Regions from separate parts of the Homo sapiens genome. Here region 1 is linked to region 2. Evidence: chromatin loops called from intact Hi-C (ENCODE). Cell type or tissue: Calu3. All regions are shown on one strand. Each heading gives the region's core, and the rest is flanking DNA. Links, peaks and the distances in the headings are about the cores only.

Region 1 (3,097 bases), core at 439-2,938, 110 kb before region 2:
GTGAGAAATCTGTGTTTTTAGTGTCTTTTTTGTTCTGCTTGGGGACCATGGCAAACCTTTGGTTGTGGTTGTACAATCAGTTATTCAAGTATTTCAACAATTGGCTGCATTAATTTTTTTCTTTTTTCAAAGGGATTGGGGAATTGGCAGTGGTGCTCAGGTTGCTGTATTTGGAATATAGAATGATCTGCTTGTCTCAAGTGAAAAACTCCTTGTAGACTTGGAAAAAGAGTTTGCCTTTGACTGCATAGGCTGGTACCTATTTTTTGATTTTCTAGCATTTTTCCAATTGGCCCATTCAACTTCCTTTATACCCTTTGTGATGTGAGGTATCGGATGCAATATTCTTTGTATGGTGCCATCCTTCATCCAGATGCATATGTTCTAGTGAAGCCAAACTGAAGGAAGAGAATGACTCTATTATGATGGATTAGTGTGCATATATTAGTCTATTTTCATCCTGCTAATAAAGATGTACGCAGGACTGGGCAATTTACAAAAGAAAGAGGTTTAATGAACTTAACAGTTCCACATGGTTGTAGAGGCCTCACAATCATGGTGGAAAGCAAGAAGGAACAAGTCACGTCTTACATGGATGGCAGCAGGCAAAGAGAGAGAGCTTGTGCAGGGAAACTCCCATTTTTAAAACCATCAGACCTCATGAGACCCACTCACCATCAGGAGAATAGCATGGGAAAGACTAGCCCTCATGATTCAACAGTCTCCCACTGGGTCCCTTCCACAGCATATGGGAATTATGGGAGCTACAAGATGAGAGTTGGGTGGGAACTCTGAGCCCAACCATATCATTCCATCCCTGGCTCCTCCCAAATCTCCTGTCTTCACATTTCAAAACCAATCATGCCTTCCCAACAGTCCCCCAAAGTCTTTACTCATTTTAGCATTAACTCCAAAGTTCACAGTCCAAAGTCTCATCTGAGACAAGGCAAGTTCCTTTCACCTATGATCCTGTAAAAGGCACTGGGTAAATACAGCTCTTCCACATGGGAGAAATTGGTCAAAACAAAGGGGCTAAAGACCCCATGCAAGTCTGAAATCTAGCTGGGCAGTCAAATCTTAAAGCTTCAAAATGATCTCCTTTGGCCCCAGGTCTCATATCCAGGTCATGCTGATATAAGATATGGGTTCCCATGGTCTTGGGCAGCTCCGTCCCTATGGCTTTGCAGGGTACAGCTTCCCTCCTGGCTGTTTTCATGGGCCGACATTGAGTGTGTGTGGCTTTTCCAGGTGCACAGTGCAAGCTGTCAATGGATTTACCATTCTGGGGTCTGGAGGATGGTGGCCTTCTTCTCACAGCTCCACTTGGTGGTGCCCCAGTAGGGACTCTGTTGAGGGCTCCAACCCCACATTTCCCTTCCACACTACACTAGCAGAGTTTCTCAATGAGGGCCCTGCCCCTGCAGCAAACTTCTGCCTGGGCATCCAGGCGTCTTTATACATCCTCTGAAATCTAGGCGGAGGTTCCCAAACCCCAGTTCTTTACTTCTGTGCACTCACAGGCTCAACTCCATGTGGAAGCTGCCAAGACTTGGGGCTTCAACCCTCTGAAGCCACGGCCCAAGCTCCCTGTTGGCCCCTTTGAGCCATGGCTGGAGTGGCTGGGATGCAGGGCACTAAGTCCCTAGGCTGCACAAAGCATGGAGACCCTGGACTCAGCCCACGAAACCACTTTTTTTCTCCTAGGCCTCTGGGCCTGTGATGGGAGAGGCTGCAGTGAAGACCTCTGACATGGTCTGGAGACATTTTTCCCATTGTCTTGGGGATTAACATTTGGCTACTTATTACTTATGCAAATTTATTCAACCAGTTTGAATTTCTCCTCAGAAAATGGTACTTTGTTTCCTATCACATTGTCAGGCGGCAGATTTTCTGAATTTTTATGCTCTGCTTCCCTTTTAAAACTGAGTGCCTTTAACAGCACTCAAGTCTCCTCTTGAATGCTTTGCTGCTTAGAAATTTATTCTGCTAGATACCCTATATCATTTCCCTCAAGTTCAAAGTTCCACACATCTCTAGGGCAGGGGCAGAATGCCACCAGCATCTTTACTAAAACATAAGAGTCACTTTTGCTCCAGTTCCCTACAAGTACCTCATCTCCATCTGAGACCATCTCAGCCTGGATTTCATTGTCCATATCACTATCAGGCTTTTGGTCAAAGCCATTCAACAAGTCTCTAGGAAGTTCCAAACTTTCCCACATTTTCCTGTCTCTGAGCCCTCCAAACTGTTTCAAGCCCTGTCTGTTACCCAGTTGCAATGTCGCTTCCACATTTTTGGGTATCTTTTCAGCAGCACCCCACTCCAATTTACTTTATTAGTCTGTTCAGCAGCACACCACTCCAATTTACTGTATTAGTACCAATTTACTGTATTAGTCTTTTCTCATGCTACTGATAAAAACATATCCGAGACTGGGCAATTTACAAAAGAAAGAGGTTTAATGGACTTACAGTTCTACATGGCTGGGGAGGTATCACAATCATTGTGGAAAGCAAGGAGGAGCAAGTTACATCTTACATGGGTGGCAGCAGGCAGAGAGAGAGAGCTTGTGCAGGGAAACTCCTGTTTTTAAAACCATCAGATCTCATGAGACCCATCCACCATTATGAGAACAGCATGGGAAAGACCTGCGCCCATGATTCAACCATCTCCCACCAGGTCCCTCCCACAACACATGGGAATTATGGGAGCTACAAGATGAGATTTGGGTGGGGACACAGAGCCAAACTGTATCAATGCAGTTCATGATGTATCCTCTATTATCAAAGATGAATCCTTCCACAAGTGTAACTTAGCGTCAGAAACTTCACCACTGGTAAATGACATGGAATATAGTGCAAAGACCTTCGGTGTAGGAATGCAGATGGTTCATGCATGATTTCATCTCTGCCACTGTCTAGAAATATAAGCTTTGATAAGTTTGTTTATTTTGTGGGCCTTGGTTTCCTAGTTTATAAATTAAAGCTAAAGTAATCATCTCTGCCACTGTCTAGAAATGTAAGCTTTGATAAGTTTGTTTATTTTGTGGGCTTTAGTTTCCTGGTTTACAAATGAAAGCTACAATTAAGATAGCCTT
Region 2 (3,097 bases), core at 394-2,893:
TCAAGGATTAGAGACACAGCAGAGTTTAATTTGCATAGCCTGGTTCATGTTATTACCTTGACCATAGAGAACAAAGTTCCAGGTTTTTACATTCAGTGGACAACAGATGGAAGAGTAATTCTCTCCACAAAAAAGTGAAATGCCAGTCCCCAAAAGAGGAGTGGATGTAAAATGGCAACAATAAATGTCCACCGTCATGGGGAAACACATCTTTTGAATGGGAATATACATATTTTTAAATTACCTGCAAATATCTCCTATGCTTCATTTCCTACTCTCCTGGCCCAAAAGTACTGCAGATCCTCAAATAACATAATTTCATTCAACATTATTTCATTGTAATTTTGAGGGAAAAAGGAGTCAATTCCCAGCCAGGACCACTGTCTATGTGAATTTTCTCCAGGTACTCCAGTTTCCTCCCACATCCCAAAGATGTGCACATTAGGTGAATTAGCATGTCTACATGGCCCCAGTCTGAGTGAGTGTGAGTGTGTGTGTGTGTGTGTGTGCGCGCGTTCATGCATCCTGGGATAGGATGATGTCCTGTCCAAGGCTGGTTCCTGCCTTGGCCTTGAGCTGCTGGAATAGGCTCTGGCCATTCGTGATCCTGAACTGGAAAAACTGGGTAGATATATATCTTACTTGTTTTTCTTCATCTTTCTTAAATGTATGTATAGCTCGCATTTAATTCAATGTTTAGTATTAGGAGTGTTTTTATCTTTACTTAGAAGTTTGGTGATGTTTTTGTAACCAGAAATATGCTGTAGGAACTTAAGTTTTGTTTATATCAACTAGCTTATGGTAAAATTGGTTTTGTTATACATTATTTTACGTAAAGTTGCAGTTCCCAAGAACCTACCAATGACATTGAATGAGGAGTTACTGTATATAATTTGGAGCTCTGGCAGACTTAGTATTTTTTAAAAATTCATAGTTGATTTTTTTAAACAAATTTGCTTTACTAGAATGAATGGATCCTCTTATGAAACGTCCTTTGTTTCACATTTCATAGAATATTGATCCTGCCTCTGAGGGAGTGAGAGTCCTCAAATAATGACTTGTGTTGCAGTGACCCTTGTTCTACTCAGAGCAAGGAGGAGGAGATAATTCCCTTGGCCATTCATCAGACTCTGTTCTGTGATACTTCTTTTATTATAATCTTGAACACATTTTTCTAACGTTTTTGCTGTGTAAATGTTCATGTTTGTATGGCATACATCCCCAACTAATTCTGCCAGCAACTTACATTTTCTCTGAAGCAACTTGCACATGCAGTAGGAAAATAAATATTGGATTTATGATTAAATAAGATTTTGGAGGTATAGGGTTTTATCTATTAGTCACTGATTTTTTTAAATATCATCTCCTTGTCTTATATAATAATTATGAAAACAATGGTTACTTATTAAACTTTACTGTGACCACACCCTGTACTAATAACTTTACAGATGTAAAGCTGTACCCACAACTTTATGTGATTTATATACACATGGATAAGGAAGGTAACACCCAGCATGGATCAGTAACGACCCATTAAGTAAACAGTTGAGTTAAATGTGCCTGACCTGCTCTGCCTCAGCCATATTCTTCCCATGATTGCATCTTGGTGCTGGTGACTGTGCTGTGGTTGGAGGGAACACTCCAAAATGTTGGTAGGAAATGAGTCACTGGAAGAGTGACCCCTGTGTGCCGTCCCCAGCACAGGCACACACACATACTACAGACATAGCCGGCATATATTCCAACCTGAATAGGCTACAAAACTTCTATCCTGGGGTTCTTGCCTGTCTCTGTAACAACTGGTTTACCACCCCTCCTTTTTTCCCTACTTCTTTCATGCTTTTTTGAAGAATGGGGCTACAGACTAGCATATAACATGGTATGAACTGGCTATCTGAAGAGTGGGAGAAGAGATAGTGTAGTAGGTCTAAGATAACAGCAGAATGAAGTCCTGTTGTGCAAAAGCTTATTCCCTCTCCTTAATTACAGAGGGGTTACATATATGTAATGGAAAGTTTGAAAAATGCAGAAAAGCATAAAAGACAATACAGTCTTTTTTATTCCACTCCTACTTATAATCCCACTCCTACATATACTTATAGTTAACATTTTTTATTTCAAGTCTTTTATCTATGAGTGCATTTGTTTTTTAATAAAATTTGAACTCCAAAATCTATATAATTTTATAATTTTATTTTTGCTTACTGGAATCTCATGACAAAACAACATTAAGGATTTCGTTTTTCACCACTCTCTCATTTACTCATTCATTCAGAATGTTTTAATTGAAAACTTAATATGTGATAGGTACTGGCTTTTAAAGATGGCATGGTACATTAAGATGATTCATCTTTATTTCTTTAATTTTCTATTGATGGCTATATTTATTCAATTGTCAAATATTTACTGAATACCTATTATGTGCTTGGCATGTCCTAGGTGCTGGATACAGCAGTGAATGTTGTAGACAAGATCCCTGCTTCCTGGAAGCTTACACTGAGGGAAATGGTAAACGGGGCTTCAAGTAAACATATGCACAGAAGAGCTGAGGGCCTATGTGAGATCTTATTCCATCAGATTTCCATGTTCTTAATATCTATCAAAAGTTTTGGTCAGTTGATAGCTCTCTCCACTCCCACTTCAGTGGTGATACGGATTAATTCCCTTTGTAATTTACTGTTGTTTCAGTCGTGGAAATGATGAAAGGTTAATGTTTATGCTTCATCTGCAATTTTGAACCAGAAGGCTTCTTGGCTTATGTGATTTGAAAAGACTTTCACCAATCAGATAAATAAATTCATATTTCTAATTTATTTATTTAGCTATTTATATTTAATTCATTTAGCATACATTTTGGTTGGTTGTAGACATTAACTTTATTTTTCCCCAAATATTTTGAAATCCCAAACCATAGCACATTGCATACATTCAATAAATTATAGCTGCGAATCAGAATATTTTCTATTGGGAAAATATTGCAAATAATAATTCTTCAGTGAGATTGCATGGTGCTCACACACATGTTACAAAAAGTATATTGAGTGCATTTGGATATTTATTTAAGAAAAATCGTAAAGTTTTTGGCCGGGCGTGGTGG

The links. Hi-C counts contacts between places; a loop is a spot of excess contacts. Peaks named below come from ENCODE experiments on the same cell type or tissue, not always from the same donor. Only the 100,000 strongest peaks of a DNase experiment are listed, where the experiment ranks them.
Region 1: it touches region 2 in a loop (2.2-fold over the local background); 1 of 110 quality-filtered maps calls a loop at or near these places.

Annotation. Positions count from the first base shown.
Region 1 is chr14:29,853,355-29,856,451 of GRCh38, reverse strand. All of the region lies in intron 1 of PRKD1 (protein kinase D1), which reads left to right. Among named protein-coding and RNA genes, the nearest start is that of PRKD1, 73 kb to the left of the region's middle. In Calu3, for the core only: no CTCF peak of the experiment used is centred there; no DNase peak of the experiment used is centred there.
Region 2 is chr14:29,748,029-29,751,125 of GRCh38, reverse strand. All of the region lies in intron 1 of PRKD1 (protein kinase D1), which reads left to right. Among named protein-coding and RNA genes, the nearest start is that of PRKD1, 180 kb to the left of the region's middle. In Calu3, for the core only: no CTCF peak of the experiment used is centred there; a DNase peak (open chromatin) is centred at 1,625.